Linked DNA regions of Mus musculus: regions 1 and 2 are each linked to region 3. The links are chromatin loops, found by intact Hi-C in ENCODE. Cell type or tissue: heart. All regions are shown on one strand.

What was found. A loop is a pair of places that touch in the nucleus more often than their neighbours do. Peaks named below come from ENCODE experiments on the same cell type or tissue, not always from the same donor. Only the 100,000 strongest peaks of a DNase experiment are listed, where the experiment ranks them.
Region 1: a loop joins it to region 3, with 3 times the contacts of the local background. A loop is called at or near these places in 2 of 42 quality-filtered maps.
Region 2: it touches region 3 in a loop (2.1-fold over the local background); 2 of 42 quality-filtered maps call a loop at or near these places.

Annotation. Positions count from the first base shown.
Region 1 is chr4:148,152,069-148,160,068 of GRCm38, reverse strand. It overlaps Fbxo44 (F-box protein 44), which reads left to right. Exons shown (of 6, transcript NM_173401.5): 1 at 1-326; 2 at 1,246-1,532; 3 at 3,363-3,489; 4 at 3,579-3,674; 5 at 3,788-3,923; 6 at 6,425-7,270. The coding sequence starts at 1,268. The coding sequence ends at 6,568. It also overlaps a transcript of Fbxo6 not described here. Among named protein-coding and RNA genes, the nearest start is that of Fbxo44, 4.0 kb to the left of the region's middle. In heart, CTCF peaks have their summits at 4,650, 4,854 (motif pointing left) and 7,967; DNase peaks (open chromatin) are centred at 901, 1,101 and 7,318; H3K4me3 peaks cover 1,881 bases; H3K27ac peaks cover 1,961 bases; H3K27me3 peaks cover 781 bases.
Region 2 is chr4:148,136,489-148,144,488 of GRCm38, reverse strand. Mad2l2 (MAD2 mitotic arrest deficient-like 2) reads right to left here and starts at 3,999. Exons shown (of 8, transcript NM_027985.3): 1 at 3,655-3,999; 2 at 3,456-3,574; 3 at 1,432-1,503; 4 at 847-947; 5 at 131-225. The coding sequence starts at 3,694. In heart, a CTCF peak has its summit at 4,262; DNase peaks (open chromatin) are centred at 3,858, 4,018 and 4,318; H3K4me3 peaks cover 1,876 bases; H3K27ac peaks cover 1,474 bases; H3K27me3 peaks cover 2,652 bases.
Region 3 is chr4:148,037,889-148,045,888 of GRCm38, reverse strand. Clcn6 (chloride channel, voltage-sensitive 6) reads left to right here and starts at 7,076. Exons shown (of 23, transcript NM_011929.3): 1 at 7,076-7,208; 2 at 7,916-7,975. The coding sequence starts at 7,122. It overlaps Mthfr (methylenetetrahydrofolate reductase), which reads right to left and starts at 6,812. Exons shown (of 12, transcript NM_010840.3): 1 at 6,757-6,812; 2 at 4,060-4,305; 3 at 2,226-2,464; 4 at 1,335-1,445. The coding sequence starts at 4,292. RefSeq lists promoters at 4,678-4,951, 4,678-6,471, 6,724-6,913, 6,724-7,362. In heart, a CTCF peak has its summit at 7,323 (motif pointing right); DNase peaks (open chromatin) are centred at 4,018, 4,758, 6,098, 6,948 and 2 weaker places; H3K4me3 peaks cover 5,438 bases; H3K27ac peaks cover 6,473 bases.

The DNA of each region.
Region 1 (8,000 bases), 110 kb before region 3:
CATTGGTCCGTAAGGCTCATCCCCAGGATCCAAGGGTATGGCGCAGCGCGACCAAAAGTAGTTGACAAGGAGAATGGGGAGGGAGAGGGGCCAGTGTTGTGGGATGGGGATGGGGCGGGGTCTGATGAGTAGTAGGCGGGGCTGTGTCTTGGGTGCTGTTCTCCAACGTAACCCGGCTAAGAGCAGGTGACAGAAGGAGGGGAGCAGTGAGCGCCCCAGCAAGGAGACGTTTGGCGGGCAGTAGGCAGGTCTGCCTTCCGGGCCACGCAGGCTCGGGCTGTACAGCCCCACGGCCTGGCAGGATCGCTCAGCGCGACGGATCGCAGGTGACTGCGGGAGGGGGAGCGCCCAGTTCGGGGACTGAGGCACAGTGGGCAGAGACCTAGAGGGGAGGGGGGGGGCGCGCGCGCTCTGCGATCATGAGGGCCTAGCGCCTTTAAGGCCCAGGCCTCAGGCTTTCTCCCCTCCCCTCCCCCCACTGTACTGTGAGGCTTCGAAGAACTGGGCTATGGACGCCATCGGTGCTCAGAGATCTGAATCTGGTCTTGAGCAAGGTAGCCCGTTTTAGAGCCAAGCATAAATGGGAGACTGCAGGGGGCCGGGGCGGGTGGGGGGGGTGCGGGAGGGAGATAGGAAGGCTCTTTTCCACTCGTACATCTTTCCTCAGGCTCAGGTAAACGGGTCATATTCTCTGAGATCTTAAGAACGTCACTGAGCCCTTTGTACTCCGTGACCGGTCCTGAGGGCCAGTGATAACCCCCGATCATCATCTCTGTCCCTTTCCCCGTGTGGGGGATGGGGAGGAAATGAAGAGTGGCAAGCTGGAGGGCTCACAAGGCCTCCCATTGTTACCCTCCTCTTAAAAGACTGCTGGCCTATTGAAAATGGCTGGCTCTACCTTCAGTGAGAGCCGGAGCTGCCTCCCCTCCTCTCCTGTTTGTGTGACCTTGGGAAGGTCCCTGGGCGTCCTTAGAGGCTGTTCTTAGGTGCCCGGGTTGGGGGAAATCAGATCTCATGGTTTATTAAGCAACTCCCCGGCCCATGCACCTTGAGCTTCTAGTGACCCAGGAGGGAACTACCATGCCCCAGCCCCTCGTCCCGTTTACTGTGGAAACAGAAGGTCAGAACAGCACAGCAACTCTGTGGCCCCCCGCAGAGTTGGGAATCTCTCTATCCCTGGGTGCTGGGATTGCCACTCGCCAGGGAGAAGGCTCGGTGTATAGCACGGCTCTCCAATACCCACAGGAGCTGGCTAGGAGACGCCACCATGGCAGTAGGCAACATCAACGAGCTGCCAGAGAACATCCTGCTGGAACTGTTCATCCACATCCCAGCTCGCCAACTGCTGCTGCGCTGCCGACCGGTCTGCAGCCTCTGGCGAGACCTCATTGACCTGGTTACACTCTGGAAGCGCAAGTGCCTTCAAGAGGGCTTCATCACCGAGGACTGGGACCAGCCTGTGGCTGACTGGAAGATCTTCTACTTCCTGCGCAGCCTCCAGAGGAACCTCCTTCACAACCCTTGTGCTGAAGGTGGGTGCGGAGAGTATGCCTCAACAGGACCCATGCTCTATTAGATGACCACAGTATGCGTCCTAAACACTGGCTGTGAGCCCTTTAGCTATATTACGGCCTTTATTCCTCTCAAAATAATTCTTAGATGCAGGGACTAGTGACGCACCCACTTTTCAAATAGGTACACTGAGGTCAAGGTACACACACACTACACAAGAAGATAGGGAGTTGAAGGCCATCTGTTACAGGCTAGTCTGGGCTACATGAGGTTCTGACTCAAAGCAAACCAGTTACCCTTAGTTGGTAATGGTGCTGATACCTGTAATCCTACCACTCAGGAGACTGGTGCATGAGGATCATGAATCTGAGGCTAGCTTCTCCTAAAATCTTTCCTAGGAAAAGAAATGAGGCCTCACAGACCCCAGGTTAAACCTACAGACTGTTCCAGAAGGGGCCTTGCCAATGGATGAAGGAGCAATGAAGTCTCCCTCGCATTCTGGTTCAAGAACAGATTATCTTCTGGTCATCTGGATGCCCTAAAGCCCAGGCTGTGCTGTAGCCTGAGAATAAGCTACAATATAGGAAGGACCATGTCTCCTGTCACATGGTCAAACATCAAGAAAAGTGGTGAGGGTGTTAGTCTAGGCAGCCCAGACCCACCCCTCACTGCCTGCCCGCCCCACCCTACCCCCACCCCCGCCCCACCCCCGCCCCACCCCTACCCCACCCCCACCCCCAGCCATGCTGTTATACAATGCTAGGCAGACTACATCCCAAACCAACCCAACAGATTAAGAAGAGTTTTATGGTTTGATTTGCTTTGTTTGGTAAGCACCACAACGCAGGCTCTCTCTATTATTACACTAAAGGTAGCCATGGCTGTCCTGGAACTCACCATGTAGACCAAGCTGACCTTGTTGAACTGGTAGAGACCCTCCTGTCTCTGCCCATCTGAGTTAACATTTTAGTTCCTTTTGTTTGTTTTTTTTGTTTTTGTTTTTTCGAGACAGGGTTTCTCTATGTAGCCCTGGCTGTCCTCGAACTCTCTCTGTAGACCAGGCTGGCCTCGAACTCAGAAATCCACCTGCCTCTGCCTCCCAAGTGCTGGGATTAAAGGCGTGCGCCACCAATGCCCAGCTGAGTTAACTTTTTAAAGGATTATAAAAATAGAAAAATGTATAGCCTCCAACCCTAAGATATTATGGCACTCTGCAGAAAGCCCCCCCTCCAGCCTTTCCTCTCAACATTTATTTATGTGTTAGGTCATGGGGGGCGGGGGCTGTACATGCTGCTGCACAGGTATGGGATCCTCAGTTACTCGCCTCAGGCCATCAGGCATGGGGGCAAGGGCCTTTACCTGTGAGGCATTTGCTGGCCTTGTTGTTTTTGAGACAGAGTCTTGCTATATTGCCCTGTGTGACCTGGTACTCACGCTGTAGCCTAGACTGACCTTGAACTCACTGCAATTCTCCTGCCTCGGCCTGCTGGGATGGCAGGTGTACGCAACCAGAATTTAACCTCTATGCTTGATGGTAGCTGGCAAAGGGACCAAGGCTAGAGAAGGAGAGTAACACATCTATAGCCACACAGCCCATTGCTACTGGAGTTGAACGAGATTCAAGTCTGTCTGCCAGAACACTCTCCATTAGAGAGGGAGTCCGGTCATCCAGGATGCTCAACGGGGAGTCTCTTACCTATGCTCATGGCACACAGAAGCATCCAGTGCACTACCTACAACACACGGGCTGTAGGGCAGCTTAGAGGTCCCAGCTCTGAGTAGGAGGCAGGGATGCTCCGAGACGCTGTCCTGAGGGGCCTCCTGCATGGTAGACTCTGCTCTCTCCACAGAGGGATTTGAGTTCTGGAGCCTGGACGTGAACGGAGGCGATGAATGGAAGGTAGAGGATCTCTCTAAAGACCAGCGAAAGGAATTCCCCAATGACCAGGTCAAGAAATACTTCGTGACTTCCTATTAGTAAGATCTAGGGCCTTGGGGTGGGGGGAGCGCGTGTTTTAACATCCGGGTCCAGTGCTGAACTTCAGCCCCTCCTCCCCCTCCCCCAGCACCTGCCTCAAGTCCCAGGTGGTGGACCTCAAGGCTGAAGGGTATTGGGAGGAGCTGATGGACACCACCCGGCCGGACATCGAGGTCAAGGACTGGTGAGTGCTGGGGCGAGGGTCTGGGGGGGGGGCCTGCCACCCAGGCGCCCCACCCCTGCCCTGCCCCCTATCTCCCAGGTCTTCACAGGGCCCTTCCTTCTCTTTATCTGCAGGTTTGCAGCCAGGCCAGACTGCGGGTCCAAGTACCAGCTGTGCGTCCAACTCCTGTCGTCAGCCCACGCACCACTGGGAACCTTCCAGCCGGACCCGGTGATGATTCAGCAGAAAAGCGATGCCAAGTGGAGGGAGGTATGTGGGCAAGGACCCCATGGGAACCTGGGCCTCACTTGCTTTAGTAGAAGAATAGGAGTAAGCTTCCAGCTTAGACAACAGAGTCGGGAGACAGAGAGAGCCCCAACCCAAAAGCAATTCCCAGAAAGGATGCCTCCATGGTGTACCGATTGCCTAGCTAGCATACACAGAGCCCTGTGTTCCATCCCCAGTGCTAAAAAGTAAGTAAATATCTGGGCCTAAAGACTGCCCTCAATAGTTCATAATACTTTGGCTCCTTCAGAGGAGCCAGGTTCAAATCATACCACCCATATGGTGGCTCACAACCACCTGTAACTCCAGTTCCAAGGGATTCAAATCCCCTCTTCGGTCTTTTGCAGGTACCAAGCACATGCATAGTTTATACACATACATACTGGCAAAATATTCATACACATGTAATAAACTAAAGGTGTGCAACCGGAAGTGCCCAGTGTTGGGAAACTGAAGCAGCAATGGGTGAGGGCTAACTACCCTGGCAACCTAGGGAGACCCTGTCTCAAAATTAGAAACAGTGGACAGTGGAGAAAAAAAAAGGCTGAAGATAGCATTCAGTGGCAGAGCGCCTGCCTAGCATGTGCTGGCTCAACTCCGTATCACAGAGAAATAAAATAAAAACGTTCAAGGACAGCTGAGCGGTGGTGGGACACACCTCTAATCCCAGCTCTAGGATTTTCTAAATCCTAGGTAGATCTCTAAATTCAAGACCAGCCTGATCTATAGTTCTTCCAGAGGTCCTGAGTTCAATTCCCAGCAACCACAACCATCCTTAATGAGATCTGACACCCTCTTCTAGTGTGTCTGAAGACAGTGACAGTGTACTCACGTACATAAAATACATCTTAAATAAATACGCAAACAAATAAATAAAACATTTGGGCCTCACAACTCCAGCTCCTGGGCCACCTTCTGGAAGAAGTTGGTACTGCATAAAGTGGTTTGCATAAACAAACATACCCACAGCTCCAACCTTCCCATCACAGGATCTAGTGGTTATTCCTGGTCTGGTCGTTAACTTGACTGTGTCTGGAATGAACTACAATCCAGAATTGGAAGGCTCACCAGTGATCCAGATCTTGAGGCTGGGACATACAAGTTTCTGACCTGGGTCATAGCATGGAAACCTTGAGACAGAGTGGCCATGGGAAGTTTAGGCCCAAGGGAAATAATCCAAGTCCCCGATCCAGGCATGGTGGTACATACCTTTAATCTGGGCCACACCTTCTGCTGGAGGCCTATATAAGGACATTGGGAGAAGGAAGGTGTCTATTCTTCGCCTGTTTGCCTTGTGGGACTGAGTAACTGCTAGATCCTTGGACTTCCAGTCACAGCTGCTGCTGACCGTTATAAGGGAGTTGGACTACAGACTGTAAATCATCAACAAATTCCCTTACTATATAGAGACTACCCATAAGTTCTGTGACTCTAGAGAGCCCTGATTAATACACAGGACTTGCCTCTCAGCTCTGCTGCTGCTGTGGGAAAGCAGCTTCAGACAAGTGAGCCCTGTTGAAGGGACAGACAGGACTGAGTTGCCAGTTGATCAGTGACTTTTGTTGACACTGTATCAGTGACTTGTCACTGCATCAACTTCCCTAGGGTAAGTTGGATTTAGGCTGAATAACGTGTTTCTTTTTTTTTTTTTTTAACTTAATTTAGTTTTTATTTCTTGTTTTGATTTTCTGATACAGGGTCTCATGTAGCCCAGGCTGGCCCTCAGCTTGCTACATAGCAGAAGACACCTTGAGCTCCTGGTCCTCCTGCCTCTAACCCCCACCCTGCCTGGTTTATGTGGTCTTGGGACTGAACACAGGGCTGTGTGTGTGTCGCTCTACAGGGCAAGTACTTTACTGAACTACAGCTCTTTTGTTGTCTTCTGATAGGGTCCCTCTAGGATCCTAGGTAGCCAGGGATGACCTTGAACTTGTGACCCTCCGGCCTTCACCTCCTGAATGCTAGAATGAAAGGTGTGTACCATCATGGTGCTGGGGATGAAACCTAGGGCTTCCAGCAGGCTACACAAGCACTTTTGATAAATCTCCCCCCACCCCCAGCTCTGTCCCTCTGTTCTTCTCGAAAAAGATTTATTTTTATTTTACGCATATAAGTGGTTTTTCCTGTGTGCCTAGAAGGCCAGAAGAGGGCTTCAGCTCTCCTGGAACTGGAGTTACAGATGGTTGTAAACTGCCCTGCAGGTGCTGAAAATGGAACCTTGGTCCTCTACAAGAGCAGTCAATGCTCCTAGATATGGAGTCATCTCTCCAGTCCCCCTGAGTTTGTTTTTGGAGACAGATCTTTTTTGTTGTTGTTTTTTTTGTTTTCTGTTTTGTTTTGTTTTTTGTTTTTTCCGAGACAGGGTTTCTCTGTATAGCCCTGGCTGTCCTGGAACTAACTCTGTAGACCAGGCCGGCCTCGAACTCAGTGGAGACAGATCTTACAGAGTAGACCTGACTGCTCCCCTCTGTCTGCCCCTGCCTCAGGTTTCACACACATTCTCCAACTATCCTCCCGGCGTCCGCTACATCTGGTTTCAGCACGGAGGCGTGGACACTCACTACTGGGCCGGCTGGTACGGCCCGAGAGTCACAAACAGCAGCATCACCATCGGGCCCCCGCTGCCCTGATGCCTCCTGAGCCCCAGTCCTCAGAGCCCTAATTAGTAAACAGTCAGAAAGGGCCAGGCTTGGGAAGGGGAGGTGGAAACTCCCAGACCTCATTGTTAGCCTTTGCCCCCAGCTGCCTGTGTGTGGAGTTTCTAATGTCTGGGCCACCCTCCTCTCTAGCTCTCCAGCAAAGCTGCCCCTCTAAGGGTGCAGTGCCTGAGGATAGGCAGATACAACAGGTCTCCATACTTCTCATGCTTGCCTAGACCTGTTTCTACCCCTGACCTCTCTCCTTGTTCTCCTCAAGGGCCCTGGAGAGCAGGGACAGACAACATATCTGACAGGCTTGGGGACTGCCTTTAATGATGTCATAAGGCAGATCTAGGATAGAAGGCTCTGCTGGCCAGTCCTTAGCCTGGTGGTCAGCTGCTGTACGCTCTCTGCTTTGGCTTTAAAGTCAGGCCTGGTACCAGATAGGCAGGATCAGACTATCTTTGTCATCCTACCAATGAGTGCAGGACTCCCCAGAAGACTCCGGATGAGAGGCCAGATGAGGGGTAGGATGGACCAGGGTTTTGAGTGGAAGGACCTGGCCAAGTCCTCTGTGGCTTGAAGATGCCCCAGCCCCATCGGTGGGAGCGTCAATTCACACACTACCCCCTTGACCCTAGCACCACTCCATCCCTCCTGTTACATAGCCAAATAAAATGTTTCCAGCCTCTGTGTGCCCTGCGGCTTTTGGAGGGGAGGGTTGGTTCATGGACAATCCTGCCTGGCCCTAGAGAGGCAGGAGTGTGGCTGCAGTCCATGCTATAAAGAGGGGTTGAGCATTTCAGGAGTGTGGCCATGGCATCCCCCAGCTTAAGGGGCAGAGCCCTCAGCCCTATAGCCCTCATGCCCGGGAGTGCAATCCAAGGTGGCCATGCCAGGCTCTGCAGTCACCTTGACGAGAACTTTACTGATTTTTTGGTTGAGCCCAGCACGCAACAGATGCACAATGCTTGTCAAAGTTAATTATCTCACTCCAAAATAGAATAGATGGGTTAAGCTAGGATGGCTGACCTCCTGCCTTGAAACTCCACTTTCACTTGATAAATGCTTTGTGAGTTAATTTTCACTAGGACCAGAATCCTCAGAGAAACCCAGAAAGAGGTTGGACACGGAGTGGTGGCTCAGGCATTTAATCCCAGCCTCAGGAGGCAGATGCTAGTGGATCTCTTGTGTGTTCAAGGCCAGCCTGGTCTACAGAGTGAGCTCCTGGATAAATAGACTTAGTCTCAAGAAAACAAAACCAAAAACCAAACAAACAAAGCCAGAGGAGGTACAGCTCTGCCCCTCCCCATGGGTGGGGCAGATCCAGTCGCCTGTCTGGTAGGGACTAGATTCTAAGTAGCGCTTCCTTCGCTGGAGGAGGAAGCAGGCCCGAGGTGGGAGCAAGCTGCTGAACCGCTTG
Region 2 (8,000 bases), 99 kb before region 3:
GCCAGTCCTGGAGAGGACACTCTCAGGTGCTGGAGGATGGAGAGGACGAGGGTTGTTCAGGGCAGTCAACTAGGAAGAAGACAGCATGCTATGGTAACCAAGGCAACAGCAGGGGAGTCGGGCATCTCACCTGGAGGGTTGTGATCCAGGACAGCATCACACACACTAATCTTAAGGATGAAGGCTCGAAGCAGCTGCTCCACATGAGACAGGAGGGAGTCTGAACTGGGAATGGGAAAGGAGGTTGCCCATCCTACCGTGCTCCTCCACCAACTCTGGCACCCAGTGCTCTCTCTGGGACAAACCCCTTTGGCGCTGGAGAGAGCCAGCTCAGTCCCACCCACCTGACAGAATGGAGGCAGGGTACAAAGAGGACACCAGGGTACCGCTCAAGCCTGCACACCTCCAGGACCCCGAGACAGGAAGAGAAAAAAAGGGTTTGACTGAGGCCACCTAGCCAGGGAGGAGCTGATTCCTGATTCTAGTGACCTTACCTTGGCACAGAGAACACATAGCTGAGTGGCTACAAGAGATGCCAAGGTAACCAGTCAACTTGGTCAGCATCCTGGGCTCTGCAACCACTGAGTGGTGCCAATCAGGTCAATTCTCTGGACCTTGGTCTCTCCATCTACACAGTGAGGCTAGGGACTAACATTCACCACTTCCTGGGATGTCCCAGGGGTCACCGTCACTTCTGTCCGACTCACAGAGTTCTGTGGCCAGAGTGTCTCTCGGATGTTAACAGTATATATTGCCATTTCAGGGTCTTTACTAAGGTAATGTGGCGCTGTTAGAGGCATCCCTGTGAGAGATGCAGCAACCAGGTGAGGGAGGGTGACAGCTTACTTGATGGACAGCAAGGGAGGCTGAGTGATCTCAAAGACAAACTTCTCCACTGGGCGGTGTTCCTTATCCAAAATCACCACCACCACCTTCTCCACATCGTTCTGCAAGCACAGGAACCCCCGCTCCAGAGCTATGCATAAGGCCCAGGGAGAGGTAGGGCAGGGCACTGGCTGAGGCTACCTAGGAGCCCAGCAATTGAGAAGTGCAAGCTGGCTCCCAGTTCTCGAATGGTACAGGCCAGGAAGAGATGTCTGGCTCCCATGGAGGTTCCCCAATTAGTCTCATACCAGGACAAGATAATAGGGAAACAAACAAACAAACAAAAACCCAAGGGGCCCAGCCCAGGAGGGATGGGACGGGCCATGTGGACATATGAAGAACCAGATCTTTCAGGGCAGGTCCCACATAGATCTGGCTCAACTGATACATCCCTGATGTGACCTACATACCCTGGGGCCTATTGCTAGCTGGGGGTGGCCTTCAGACTGAGGCTTCTGGCTGTTGAAAGACATGAGCACTTCAGCCCACAAGCAAGGAGGAGCAGATTGGGTGCAGAGTGTCCGTTAGGACCGGGGGCCCCCTCACCTTCTCCAGGAGAGGTTTGACGCAGTGGAGTGTGTCCTGGATGTACTGGTTCAGCTCCGGGTGACAGGACATCTGTATACAACCCCACAGGGCTGTTAAATTCCAAGGCACGAATAGGAGAAACAGCAATAACCCACACACATACATCTCTGGACAAAGAACAGCCATTCCTAGCTCTCCCTGCCTGAGGGATCTAACCTATCACTAACTTAACCTTGGAGAGATACTCAAAGACAGGCACTCTGTCAGGCCAAGTATGGTGGCACACACCTTTAATCTCAGCGCTCAGAAGGCAGAGGCAGGCGGATCTCTAAGTTGAAAGAGGCCAGCCTGGTCTACAGAGCTGGTGATATACAGAGAAACCCTATCTAAGGGAAGAAAAAAACAAAAAAAAAAACTGTGTAGCCACAGGCAAATGTCTTAACATCTCACACACAAGGTGCTTAGTAGCTCTTTGTTTTCAGTGCCTCTGACCCCCTTACAATGGGAAAGCGACTTGAGAAGAAGACAGCACATCTACTGTGTGTCCAAAGTTAAAACCGGGAGCCAGGCATGGTGGCCCACATCTTTATCCCCAGCATTTGGGAGGCAGGCAGATCTCGGAGTTTGAGGTTAGCCTGGTTTACATAGAGTTCAAGACAGTCAGAACCACACTGAGAAATCCTGTCTTGGAAAATAAAACCGAACGCAAGAAGCTTGGGCATGGGGGCTGGAGAGATGGCTCAGCAGTTAAGGGCACTGACTGCTATTTCAAAGGTCCTGTGTTCAATTCCCAGCAACCACATGGTGGCTCACAACCATCTGTAATGAGATCCGATAACCTCTTCTACAGTGTACTCATATAAATAAAATAAATCTTTAAAAAAAAAAAAAAAGAAGCTTGGGGCATGTTCTCCAGTAATCCTAGCACTTGGGATGTTGATGAAGGAGGATCAGGAGTTCAAGGCTAGCCCCAGCTTCCTAACAACTGTGAGCCCAGGCTAGCTACATGAGGTCTAGATTTCTTAAAATACAAAATAAGGCCGGGCAGTGGTGGTACACACCTTTAATCCCAGCACTTGGGAGGCAGAGGCAGGCGGATTTCTGAGTTGGAAGCCAGCCTGGTCTACAGAGTGAGTTCCAGGACAGCCAAGGCACCAAGGCTATACAGAGAAACCCTGTCTCGAAAAAACTAATAATAAATAATAATAATAATAATAATAATAATAATAATAATAATAAACAGAGGCTGGAGAGATAGCTCAGAAACTAAAAGCACTGGCCACCGGACCTTCAGAGTCAGATTCCCCCATCTTCCAAATGCCAAGGGTTCCCATGTGTTCTTCCTGCCTCAGTGAACACCCCCAACAAACAGACATAGACACACACACACACAATTAATATAGATCTTAAAAAGTAAAAAGCTAGGTATGGTGGCTCACACCTTTGTTTCCAGCACTAGAGAGACTGAGACAGGAGAATTTCTGTGAGTTTCGGGCTAGCCTGGCCTACATAGTGGAGACTCCACACCAGCCAAGACTAAACAAGGAGACAAATAATTAATCATAATATTCTTTTTGGTTTTTTCCCTTTTTTCTTTCTTTTTTTTTTTTTTTCTTTTTTTCTTTCGAGACAGGGTTTCTCTGTATAGCCCTGGCTGTCCTGGAACTCACTTTGTAGACCAGGCTGGCCTCGAACTCAGAAATCCACCTGCCTCTGCCTCTGCCTCCCAAGTGCTGGGATTAGCGACCACTGCCCGGCTAATAAATATTTTTTTAGAGTTTAGGGAGAATGAAAAGAGAAAGAAGGTGACAGACAATGGGAATCCTCTTTATCCAAACCTCAGAAACCCTTTAAAATGCAAGCTTGGAACAGCTCTCATCCAGAGAGCTAACCATCTAACCCAGAGAATTTATCTGAGTTCAGGGAGGGAAGGGCTGGGTGGTGAGAGACAGGAGGCTGTCCGCTATCAGCCTCTGTTGAGGAGTGAGGAAGCTTGCAAGTAGAATAAAGGTTTTTAAATCCAGCCGGGCACCGGGGCTCACCTGAACCGGCACGTTGTACTTCTTGCGCTTCTGGAAGATGCCCACCGGGTAGACCTCGCGCACATAGAGAATCAGGTGCACGGCCACCTCCAGGAACTCGGAGAGCACGTCAGCCACCACTGTGGTGGGGACACAGCTGATGAGCAGGACTCCAACCAGGATCGCACTCCCTCCACCCCCCGCAGGCTCAGATCCCTACCTTGGCCAAAGTTGAGGTCTTGGCGCGTGAGGGTGGTCATCCTTGGCCGCCTGGGGGAGGGCGTGGAGGGTGTCTGTAGGGACTCAAGGCAACCGACCCCGCACGCGGGAAACGCAGCCCGGTCGGGGGAAGCCCCGCCCCCTGAGCAGCCGGATCCCTCTCGGCGGAAATCCCGCCCTCTCTACGCTCCTCCCCGATTCGCCGGCTCCGGTTTCGACCTCAGGTTCCAATCTACGACCGGGCTATAGAAACCACCGTCTGAGACCCCTAACGCGCTACTCCAGAATCCCCTGGCCTCAGTAACCACCGCGGTGCTCCCGCGGTCCCAGCACAACCATAAGCCACGCCTACCCCGGAGCTGTCCAATCAGAACCTCGCCCTGTTGGGAGAGGCGGGGCAGGCTCGGGGGTGGAGCTTAGGGGCGGAGCCCCGCCTGAGCTACAGGAATCTCCAAGGAACGAGCTAAACCGCCTTTGGATTTCAGGTGGGAGCGATCAAGAGATTTCCATGGCCTCTGCGTATGATCGCTGTGTTTTCTCCTCCCGGACATTTCTCTTTAGTAGTTGCAAGTGAGAACCTGCTGCAAGCACAGCTGGGTACCAAGGGAGGGCAGCGACATCTGCTGCTAGTCCAGCGTCAACGTCCCCGGACTCTTAGCTTGCCCAACCGAAAGCGAATCCGCAGGCTTGGGGGCGGGGACAGGGAACGGTAAGAAGCAACCGAGACGCTCCACCCCGACCCGAAACTCAAGTAACATCGGGGCTTGACCTCCCTAGAGAACTAAGTGTCCCATGGTTTCTTCTCAATAGCTGACCTTTGGAAGCTGCAGCCAGTAGGCGCTGGGCTGGGTGTCTGGGAGTTGACTCAATAAATCTTCAGAATACGTGTGGGTTCCTGGCCGTCTTTTTTTTCTGCGGACGAGCCTAATGAGGACTTGTCTGTGTCGTGAGCAAGCGGAGGGGGCGGGCAGCAGTGCTGCTCCAGGGTCCTTCCTGTAGAGGTACGGACTCAATTCCAGAGGAGTCGAAAGGGCCTCAGATCATTTTAATAGTATGAAAATTATATCCATTATACGGAACCCTTTTATATTACAAACCCTGAATTCTATTTATTTAATGTGCGTAGGTGTTTTGTCTGCATCTATGTCTGGGCAGTATGTGACTGCTTGGTGCAGGTGAAAGCCAAAAGAGGGCGTCAGATCTCCTGAAACTATAGCTACAGATGATTGTGAACCACTATATAGGTGCTACAAATTGAAACCACCATTCACCACCCAGTACCCTACCTCTCACTTCCTCGGGAAGAGCAGCCAGTGGTCTTAACCACTAAGCCATCTCTCCACCTCCCCAAACTCTGATTTATATTAATTCCTTTATTAGCCCTAGGAGCTAAGTATTGCCTTCACAGCCCAACTTTATAGATGTACAATAGGCTCAGGAACGTTCCTTCTTTCACCAAAGCCTCACGGATGCAATATGTTCTGACGCTAGGTGAGAATTCAGCTTAACTCACACCCTTCTGTTTAACTGAAAGAAAATCTGAGGTTAGAGAAATGGTCTGGAGTTAGGGGTGACATGGCAGGCCTAGAAGCCAAGAGAATTTAAAGAAGTGGTTCAATGTGTGGGCTTCAACCCCTTTGGGGTCAAATGACTCTTTCCCAGGGGTGGCATATCAGATATTCTGCATATCAGATATTTACAATTCCTGACTGTTGTGAAATTGCAGTTATGAAGTAGCAATGAAAATAATTTTATGATTGGGAGTCACCACATGAGGAACTGTGTGGAAGGGTTGCAGCATTAGGAAGGTTGAGAACCACTGATTTAGACTCTGCCCTCCAAGGATGTAAGAGTTGTCTTGTCCTGTTTCTATAGGAAATGTTGCATTAAAGGTCATCCCTGCAATGTGGTATGACACCCACCCCCCACTCCCCGCACCAGAAGCTGTCAATTCCATATTCATATCCTTCTCATGGGAAGGGATAAGGAGCAGGCCAGAGGGAGGATTACCCTGGAATGTGAGCAAAGCGGGTCTCAAAATGCAGACCTACCACCAACATCTTCATCTCAGTCCCCAGGGACCCTATTAAACCCTGGCTGTCCAGCTGCCCTGACTTACCTGACCAGGGCAGGCTAACAGCAGGGCTCTGCTCTTTAACAAGCTCCCCAGGGAACCTGTGTGCCCACGAAACTATGGGAGCTGCCAGTGGAGTTCTCCTGCGTTCTGTAACATGCCTGTGCTTAAGCCGGTAGAATGCTGGTTTGGCTTTAGGAATTGATACACCCGTCAGTGGGCACAGCAACCCTTCTCAAGACTCGGGGACCTTCCCCACATTACACCATGTTCAACAGAGCCCTTTCTACTTAGAGCTGGCTGGGCAGCTCACTGCCTTGTAGACCTTAGGGCAGTGAGTTTTCATCATGGTGGGGTGGGGAATGACCGAGTCCTTTATCCACCCCACCCCCCAGCTCCTGAACAGCGTTTTCATTACTGATGCAGGGTAGAGGTGGGGTGGGGGAGATTCCTCAGGGATGGAACAAGGGCATAGGCGGGAGGCTAAGGTAACATGGGACCAGCTGGAGACCTCTGCCTTGGAGACCTCTGCCTTTGGCTCTACAGTGCCTGGGTTTTCACGTTAGCTACATCAGTGTGATGGATGGCTGTAAGACAGAGATTGCATTATGAGGCAACTTATTGTTTCTTGAATCCCCATTTTCAATGTTATTTGCATATTTTCACCATAGAGACAATATGTAATTTGGGGCTGGGAAGGAAAGTTACAAGTTAAGGTGAAAAGAAAGTGTGTATGCATTTCACAACTAGCAACTAGCCGGGGGACCAGCAATAGGGATGGAGGGAAATTCACTCCCAAGAGATACAGAAACAGAGAGGGCAAATAACAACAACAACAACAAAAGCCTGTAAGCCCCAGCCTGGAAAGGACTAAGCCTCCACCGATGTGCTAAAAGGGTTCTCAGCGGTGTGATGAACACACACACACAAGCAAATTAGATACAACCCTTGTCAACAAAGTGTGCAGACCTGCGAGATGCTTCTATAGCCAAGTTGCTGTCCACAGACGGGATCACATAAGCATCGTCTGGGAGGGCGAGATGGATCAGAGGGCAAAAGGGCTTGCTGCCAAGGCTGGCAACCTTGAGGTTGTCAATCCCCAGGACCCACATGGTGGAAGGATAAAACCGACTCCTGCAAGCCCACACATGCTACCCCACCAATAAATAAATGAATAAATGTAAAAAAATAAATTTAATTAATTAATAAAGACTCAGCATCTTTCCCATCTGTGTCCAGTTCCCAGAACAATGAGCACGTAGAAACAGAGAAGGAGAGAAAGGGGACCAATCACAGGAAGCCTGGTGTCAGTCCCAGCACACCCTGAAGCGCCACCCCGCTGCTTGGCCTGCTTCCTGAGAGGGACCTGGTCTGTCTGGTTCATTTTGGGGGGGCTTAACATGCCACCCAATGCCTGGGCAGCTCAGGTCCTCACAGAACACAGAACATGTGTTAAGTGAATAAGGGAAAGGAAGGTAGAAAGAAGGTGTGATGGCAGGAACTCCGCCCAGGGGCCTGATCTGCAGCCCAGCTTGCTTAGAAAGAATAAGCTATGACCTCCGATGCCAGCACTTGGGCTGTAAGCAAAGCCAGAGTGTGGGCTGGTCCTCGGGGAGCCCACCACACCTACAGCCCACTTGGTTGTCCACTTTCAGCTTCTTTCCACCACCCTGATACTCCTCCAGCCACAAGACCCTTTTCCTTCTTTCAGCCTCAGCTTGCTCATCTGTGAAATGGAAAATTCTAGATCCATTCCCAAAGGGTTATCTGGGCATGGTGGCACACACTTTGAGTCCTAGCACGTAGGAGGCAGAGGCAGGAAGACTGCCACAAATTTTAGGCTAGCCAGAATTACATAATAAGAGTCCTCCTCCAAAATTAATTAATAATTAAGATAGAATTCTGTTTTAGATTTATTTATTATTTGTTTTGTTTTGGTTTTTGGTTTTTTTCCAGACAGGGTGTCTCTGTGTAGCCCTGTCTGTCCTGGAACTCACTTTGTAGACCGGGCTGGCCTCAAACTCAGAAATCTGCCTGCCTCTGCCTCCCAAGTGCTGGGATTAAAGGCATGTGCCACCACTGCCCGGCTATTCTTTATTTTATGTGTATGAATGTTTTGCCTGCCTCTGTGTGTGTGTGTGTGTGTGTGTGTGTGTGTGTGTGTGTGTGTGTGTGCCACACATGTGTCTGGTACCTGCAGAGGTCAGAAGGTGGTATCGGATAACCTGGAACTGGAGTTATAGGTGGTTGTGAGCCATCATATATGGATGCTT
Region 3 (8,000 bases):
CTGCTCCTTTGATTCTTTAGCAGTGCTTCCTAGCCGGTTATGTAGCCAGCTGAGAGGAGCATGCGCGAATGGGAGGTTGGAGAAAGCCCATTCTCATATGACAATATTCTAAAGCTGCAAACTTTGTTTTTAAATTATATTATTTGAGGGCCCATGGGTTGCTCAATAGGTAAAGGTGCTTGCTGTTAAGCATGACCACCTGAGTTTGAATCCCAGGACTGACATGGCAGAAAGAGAACTGTTCCTGAAGGCTGGCCTCTGACCTGGACTCGTGAGCACACGAATATACACACACACACACGCTGAATAAAATGTTACTACTTGATATGTTACTCCATAACTTAGGCACTTATTCATTTATCTATTTTGTCAGTGCTGGGGATGGAACCCAGAACTTGGCACACATGAGGTGAGGCAAGCTCTGATGGAACCCGGGACCCGGCACACACTAGTACCTCTAGCACACACTAGAACCTCTAGCACACACTAGTACCTCTAGCACACACTAGTACCTCTAGCACACACTAGTACCTCTAGCACACATTAGTACCTCTAGCACATACAAGCTCTCTAGCACCAAACTACAGCTCTGGATTCTTTCTTTTTTCTGGGCAGAGTTTCTCTGTGTAGCCTTGGCTGTCCTGGAATTAGCTATGTAGACCAGGCTGGCCTTGAACTCAGAGAGATCCTCCTGCTTCTGCCTCCCAAGTGCTGGCATTAAAGGCCTACACCAACATCTTCCCTCTTCAGCTTTGGATTTCTAAGACAAGTTCAGGCTGGCCCTGAACTTGTATCCTTCTCTTCTACCCACTTCCTCATCCCTTAGTGCAAGGATTAGAGCTAAGCCAGTGTGAGTTTCATTTCCTAGAAACTGAGAGCTAACACTGAGAAGAGTTAGAGTGGGGGCTGCCTGGAGCTGACACCACACACACACAGAAGCAGGACTCAGGCCTAGGACAGTGCGTCTATGAGGGCCTCTCATGCAGCAGATGCACAGTGAGAAGCCAGCCCAGGACCCTGTGGACACAGAGGGAATGAAGGACCACAGTTCCTGACACCTTTCAGGGCTCAATGAATCCTGTCCCCGGAGTCTTCCATAGCACATCCTCCCCCTTCCCCCCTCCCCCCCCCACGAGAAGATTGAGTACAGAAGGCAGAGGGGGGAAAGCTTTGGAGTGGGAGTAGTGTGGGGCTGTGGGGCAGCAGGTGGCCAGGACTGGTGCCATTCAGTTCACCTCTGTGTCCCCCCACTCTGTATCCACCCAATCAACACGTCCTGAACTAAAGACTAGCTGGCTATCCTCTCATCCTGACCCTTCTCTGTCCTCACTTACCTGCCACACAGATGTCAAAATAGTCAGCAAACTCGGTCCGGATGTGCTTCACCAGGTCTGTGGCATAGCTGAAGCCTCCTTCCTCTGCTTCCCAGTGGTCACCTACAGGGTCTGCAGGGTTGCTGGAGGTCATGGTCACTGGGTGTCCCTTGACCTCCAGAGTCTTCTTGTTCCCTCTATCTATGCCTACACTTGGCTGAGGGTCCCTCAAAGGCCGAGACTTCCTATTATGTGAGTCTAGCCTGGCACCTGGCAAGTAGGAGGTGCAGGGCAGTGGTCAGTTGTCAAATGCCTACTAAGGCTTACTCTGCAGGTGCCCCATTGGTGGTGGGACCAGAGGAGGTGTGGCTCTCCACTGAGCCTGGCCTCGCCCTGATGCCCTGGGTGTGGTCAGACACCCTCTCCCACCTCTCTGCTCTGGAAGAGCTCCTGGGTTTTGGGTGGATTTTCTACTCATCAAGAGGAGCTCTGTGGTGGGAGCGGAAGCCACAGATCTCCCCCCCCCCCAGGCTCCCACCCACCACTCTTGAGTGCCCTGAGGATAGCAAGCTCCCAGTGCTCCTGGGAAATTCCAACACAGCACTCACTCTATGACTAGGTCAGACAGTGCCACAACCGATTGATGGCCCTGTGTAATTCTAACAGGGTTATTGGGCACAAGCCATGTCCCAGCTGAACTGTAGACAGGTCAAGCTGTAGACACGGCCATCCCACCTGTGTGACACCCACAATGGACTCATTACCCACAGCGATTGATCACTGATCCTCCTGCAGCAAGCTGGCCCTGGATGTGCTTAGTGCAGAGCCCAAGGAAAGTAAAGGACTTGTCTGGGGACAGGAGAAGCCTTCAGGAAAGCAAGAACCCAAAGAGGAGGGGTGCTGGCGCCACACCTCCCCTCAGCGCCATTATGTTCTTCAGGCCCAGCTGCTTGGCTCTGTGCAGATGGCCTGTGATCTCCTCCGGGCGCTGCTGGCAGCAGGTCATATGCAGGATGGTTTCCAAGCCGCAGTAGTTTACTGCTGTGCTGGCGATCATCATGGAGGAGGTCTCCTTGTCTGAGCCAGGGTCTCCAGCTGGGTGCCAGGTAACATCTACGAAGAGGGGGCCCCCTGCTGCCATCCGGTCAAACCTGTAGGGGATTTCCTCCTTAAGTAGGCTCCTGGGGTAAATAGGAGCTCAGAGAAGGCAAGTTGGTATCAGAGCAGTACTTCCCAGGCACATGACCTAGTAATGCATGGAGCCGCAGATTCTTTGTCAGGTGTGGCAGGTGACAGTACCTACTGGACAGCCATCAGGGTTCTGGGTCAGATGGCTGTGCAGCCTCCTCAGAGCAGGGCCCGGGCTCAGTGAGTGCCTCAATGGTTATCACACTGATGTATAACAATGTCACTATTTTGTGTGAACAGCATTCTGCGCTTCTCAGAGTGGAACACACTAGCTTTTTAAGAGTCTTGACAGCTGAGGGTTCAGGAATCTCAGTAGTGGGTGGGCAGAGAGCCTCACTTTAGGGAAGGCAGAGAGAAATCAACAGACTCTTGTGTTGCCACCATGGCCTCTTTGCATCAGCCAAGAGTCCTGCCGAGGAAGGCTCAGTTCCTGAACTAGATTCAAAAGCTTTTGTGGGCATCAGCACTGTTAAAGCTATAATGGTGTGTTTAAACATCAGGGTCTTGATTTCAGGACCCAGAAAACAGCATGTGACAAATACGGATTAAAAGGCATTAATGTTTGTGGTTGTTTCTGAGACAGGGTCTCGTGTAGTCCAGACTGACCTCAAACTCCCTATGTAGCTGAGTATTTCTTTGTTTGCTGTTTGTTTTCAAGACAAGGGTCCCACTATGTAGCCCTGGCTGTCCTAGAACTCACTATGTAGGCCAGGCTGAGCTCAGACTCACAGATCTGCCTGCCTCTGCCTATTAAGTGCTGGAATAAAGGTGTGTGCCACCATGCCTGGCTCTCTACCAGGCTATCCTTGACCTCAGATCTGCTTGCTTTTGCCTCCTGAGTGCTGGGATTGCAGTCATGTTCCCACACCCTGTCTATGCAGTGCTAGGAATCAAATTTAAGATTTCTGACAAGCTATTTACTCCATCAATTCAGCTACACTCCTCCCTCTTTTAAAGATAGGGCATCGTTACATAACCCTGGCTGGCTGGCCTGGATTCTAGGTAGCTTAGGCTGGCTTTGAACTCACAGTTATTTATCCTCCTGCCTCTGAGTGTTGGTATTAAGGATACCAGTGTGCCTGACTTTCCTTTCTCTCATTTTTGTGATGCTGCAGGACGTAGCCCAGGGGTCTTGTGGTCTACAAATCACTCTCTGACTTGAAGAAAAGGAACTGGAATTCAGAAAGTGCTATCACAAAACATGTGGTGTTTCCTGATTTGGAAAAGCACTCTCTCTGTGTCCAGCTAGCTCAACACATTCCCTGAATTGCGGTTTGTTGACTTCCTAAGCTCCTCATGAGCCAGCCCCAAGCTCTGCCAAAGAATGCAGCCTGAAAAATGAACATTTTTGGCTCACTGAGAGTTCGTCCAAACTTATCTAATGCTGCTTCAGAGGGACTTTCACAGACAAGAAGTTATAAGTCACAGACTAAACTCCCTGTCTCGCCTCTGCTTCTTCCTGCCTCCCCTCCCTCCCCAGAGCCTTTTCCTGCCGGGTTAAAGGGCAGCTCACGCTCCCCTGAGCCTGCCGACCCCCGCGATTAACCTCCCTACTCACCTGGAGATGAGGTTAACAGCTCCCTCAGCAGTTCGAGGGGGGAAGAACTCCAGGGAGAACCACTTGTCACCAGAGTCCATTCTGCGCCTCATCTTCTCCCGGAGTCTCTCGTGCCGCTCTGGGTCCAGGCTGGGGGTGGAACATCTTGAACTGTCCTTGGAACTCTCGCTGCCACTGCTGCTGCCCTCAGATCGCGGGTTGGGACTGCCACTTCCTCTGGCCTCGTTCACCATGGCTGGATTCCTGCTGTAGAGGGTGGGGGCCGGGGGTATTAGAGGGCTGGTAGCCAAACCCCATGCACACCCAACACCTGAGCAGGCGGCTCCGGTGGCAGTCACTGCTTCATCAGTCAGCACGGGTGAGAGTCTTGCAGCTCCTACCCAGAGGCTCCAAGAGCTTTGCCCTCCCCCCCACGCCCCTGCTGTCGTCTGCCTCTTTGTATGACCACCTCCCACTGAGCGGCTCTTGGGTCCTTCAGCTCACAGATCGGATCGTAGGCGACAGCTACCTGATAGAGGGTGGCACAGAAAGCCTCACGCAGCCAGCCTCTGAGGCCCACATCCCCAGGGATGGATAACAGTGCCCAGCTGGGAGGACCTTGGCTTTTTGATGGTTCATCCCGATCTGCTCAGACCCAGAGTGAGTGGGGAAGGAACCTTTCCTGGAGGGTGTGCCCAACTGGGCGGAGCTGTGACAAAGAGCCCCGAGCTGAAGCTGGGGCCACGCAAAGGGGCGGGAGTAAGGTTTCCCGGCTGGAGAAGGCTCAGGCGCAAGTCAAAGGAGGAAGATGAGTGGGGGAGGGGAGGAGTGGGCAGGCAGGGGTTAGAGATTAGCTATTAGCCATTCAGGATCACTAGATTTCCCCCACCAAAGAAAGAACAGCTCACTGTGGCTGGCTTCGCCTGGAACGTGTTATATAGGCTTTCTGCAGCATGGCCAAGCAGCCAGATCTCCTGAGATCACACTACTTCAAAAAGACTGTTGTGTTGTGAGCTAGAACTTGCCACGGGCTGGGCTGCAGAGGCAGGTGGACTGAAGTCACCGAGGGTAGGGATGGATTTATGTCCAACTCTGAACAAAGGTTGTTCCATCTGTGCCTGCCCTGGTAGCAGCTCTCCCTAAACACGCCAATTAAGTCAAAAGGATCAGTGACCACAGTCTACCACATACGCCCTTCCAACAGGGCACAGGGCCATACTGCAGTCTAGTCTGGAAAAGAAGCAAACACTACCACTGCACAGCAGTGGGCCAGCACAGTAGTGGCTATCTGTGTGGTGACGTGGAGCAACAGAGAAACCAGGTCAGGTTTGTTTCTTTCCAGAAACTTCCACCTCTTAAGTCAGTGTACCATTTTGGGTCTCAGCTTCAAGAATCGGAAGAAATCCATTGCTCTTTCCCCTCCTGGACTCCAGACTTAGTGCCAGTGTTACTCCCAATCTATCTGTCCCACTTCTGTTCTGACCTAAAACTGCCAGGTTCTCATGGAGAGTGAGAAAGGCCTTCAAAGGCCTTCCTCCTCCACCCAAGGGAAATGCCTCGTTTTCACTGCTGGAACAAAACCGGAGGAGCTGACTCAGGCACAGCAAACCGCTCCAAGGTTTAAGCATTTTTGTTTTTTTTTCTGGTTTTTCGAGACAGGGTTTTTCTGTAGAGCCCTGGATGTCTTGGAACTCACTTTGTAGACCAGGCTGGCCTCAAACTCAGAAATCCGCCTGCCTCTGCCTCCTGAGTGTTGGGATTAAAGGCGTGCGCCATCACACCCGGCTCGGTTTAAGCATTTCTAACAGTTCCCACCCCCTATCCATTATTAGTTGAGCTCCCAAATCACACAAGGATGAGCCTGTGAACCGACAAATTTGTTTACCCTTCTACTGTCCAGTCCCCTGCCTGTGACTGGACCAGAAAGACCAGTCTCAGGCGTGGCATCGCCAGTGCCTGGCAGAGTAGTAAAACAGGCAGTACTCACTGGGCTCAAAACTGCCAAGACCTCCACACCAATCTCAAAATGCCTCGCTGCCACCTACTGATCATTTAAATAAGACTGACAAACACTGAGCCCACCACTCCCGGAAGAGTTGTGATAGATGCATGTGAACTGCAGGATGCTATGGACACCTGGGCGTTGAAACTAATGGTCGGTCCACTCTTCCTTTCCAGATGCTGTCAGGGAGATGGGTTTAAGAGACTATGGCAACCAGGCATGACAACGCACATATTTAATCTCAGCTCGCAGGAGGCAATGGATCTCGGAGTTCGAGGCCTGATCTACAGAGAGTTTCAGAACAGCTAGGGCTACACAGAGAATCTGTCGCGAAAACCAAACCAAACCAAACAAAATCCCAGAGAGCGAGCGAGAGAGCTAGACAGACAGACACTATGGCAGGCAGCCACCATGGCCTGAGGGATGGTAATCGGGTCACCTGGTCAATGGGTCACAGGCCGTGGCGGGGATGCGGGTCCCAGAAGGCTGCAGGGTCTGGATCACTGCCCCAGATCCAGGATTCCTTTAACTTTGAGATACCTTCCTGCAGGTAGTGGGGCTGGGGTGACAGCCTCCATGAGTATTCATAGGCCCTAAGGAGCCTTCACGTGCAAAGGGCCGGCCAGCACCTAACCGCCTGCCCACAGGTCTAGCTTGCGGTGGTGTGTTCCCGACTCTGCGAATCTATCCGCAGCGTCCCAAGCCTTTTGCGTTACCTCTTGCGTCAGATCGGTGGCGGCGAGGGTGCCACCTCCCTAGGGCTGGCGAAGAAGGCGGGGCGGAGCTGTCGGTTGCTAAGGGAAACAGGACGAGCGGCAGGCGGAAGCCACATCTACGAGACGAGACGACGGCCGGAAGTCCCGCCCCAACATGGCCGCGCCCAGAGGTCTCAGGGGAAGCCAGCCAAGTACTGCGTCATGTGACGCGAGCCCTCGCCCCACCCGTCTGCAGCCACTCCCTGTCTCCGGACCCAGAGCTCGAGAGGGCCACGTGACCCTCCCGGGGCCAGTCACGTGAGGCGCGGATCCTGGGTGGGAGGGGGGTTGGCCTAGGTGGTCCGGAGCGGCAGCAAAGGAGGAAGATGGCGGGGTGCAGGGGGTCCGTGTGCTGCTGCTGCCGGTGGTGTTGCTGCTGCGGTGAACGGGAGAGCCGCACCCCCGAGGAGCTGGTGAGCGGCTGCCTGGCTGGGGAAGGGGTGGCTACGGAGGGATGACAGGATGACAAGAGGCGTTGCCGGGGGTGGGGCCGCGCCGGACCGCGCCTGCAGGTGGCAGCGGGTGGGGCCCGGAGACCGCTGCCTGGGCTCGGGAAGCATCCAGCTTACCTCCGCGTGCCCCAGCCAGAGTTCTGTTCTATAACCTCTCTCTGGACTCCGAGGGAGGGCCTCGGCCAGCTTGAATTAATGCCGTCCATATTCTCTTTGAGTTTTGAACGAAGCAAGCATTGTAGAATGAGCCCTTGCGCGGGACGTGACGCCCATGCCGTTGGTGTAGTTTCTCTGGCCTGTTCTTATTCTCTACCCTTCACTCTTTCTGGGTCACTGGTGATCCAGCTTCCCCGTGCAAAGCAAGCTGGGAAAACTTGAGTTGTGTTCTCAGAATTGATTCATTCCCCCCGATTCCGTAGTCAGTCTATTGTCAAATGAAACACGAATTTTCTCCTCCAACGAAGCTGCCATCAGACATCTTTCAGGTGTCCTGAAGGTGAGCATTACGATTTAAAGAATTCGCCGATCAATAGAAATGTAGAGCTCATGGTTTTGAAACATTGTTCCTCTTTGAAGATGGCTCTAGCTAATTTCGATTTTAATAATACTACCCTCCTTGTACCCTTAACCCATTAAAAGATCTCCATTCTGTGAATCTGTTTTTCTAGACCATCCTTGGGGAGACACAGGAAGAAGAGGATGAGATTCTTCCAAGGAAAGACTATGAGGTGAGGTGTTCCAGATGCTGTCCTG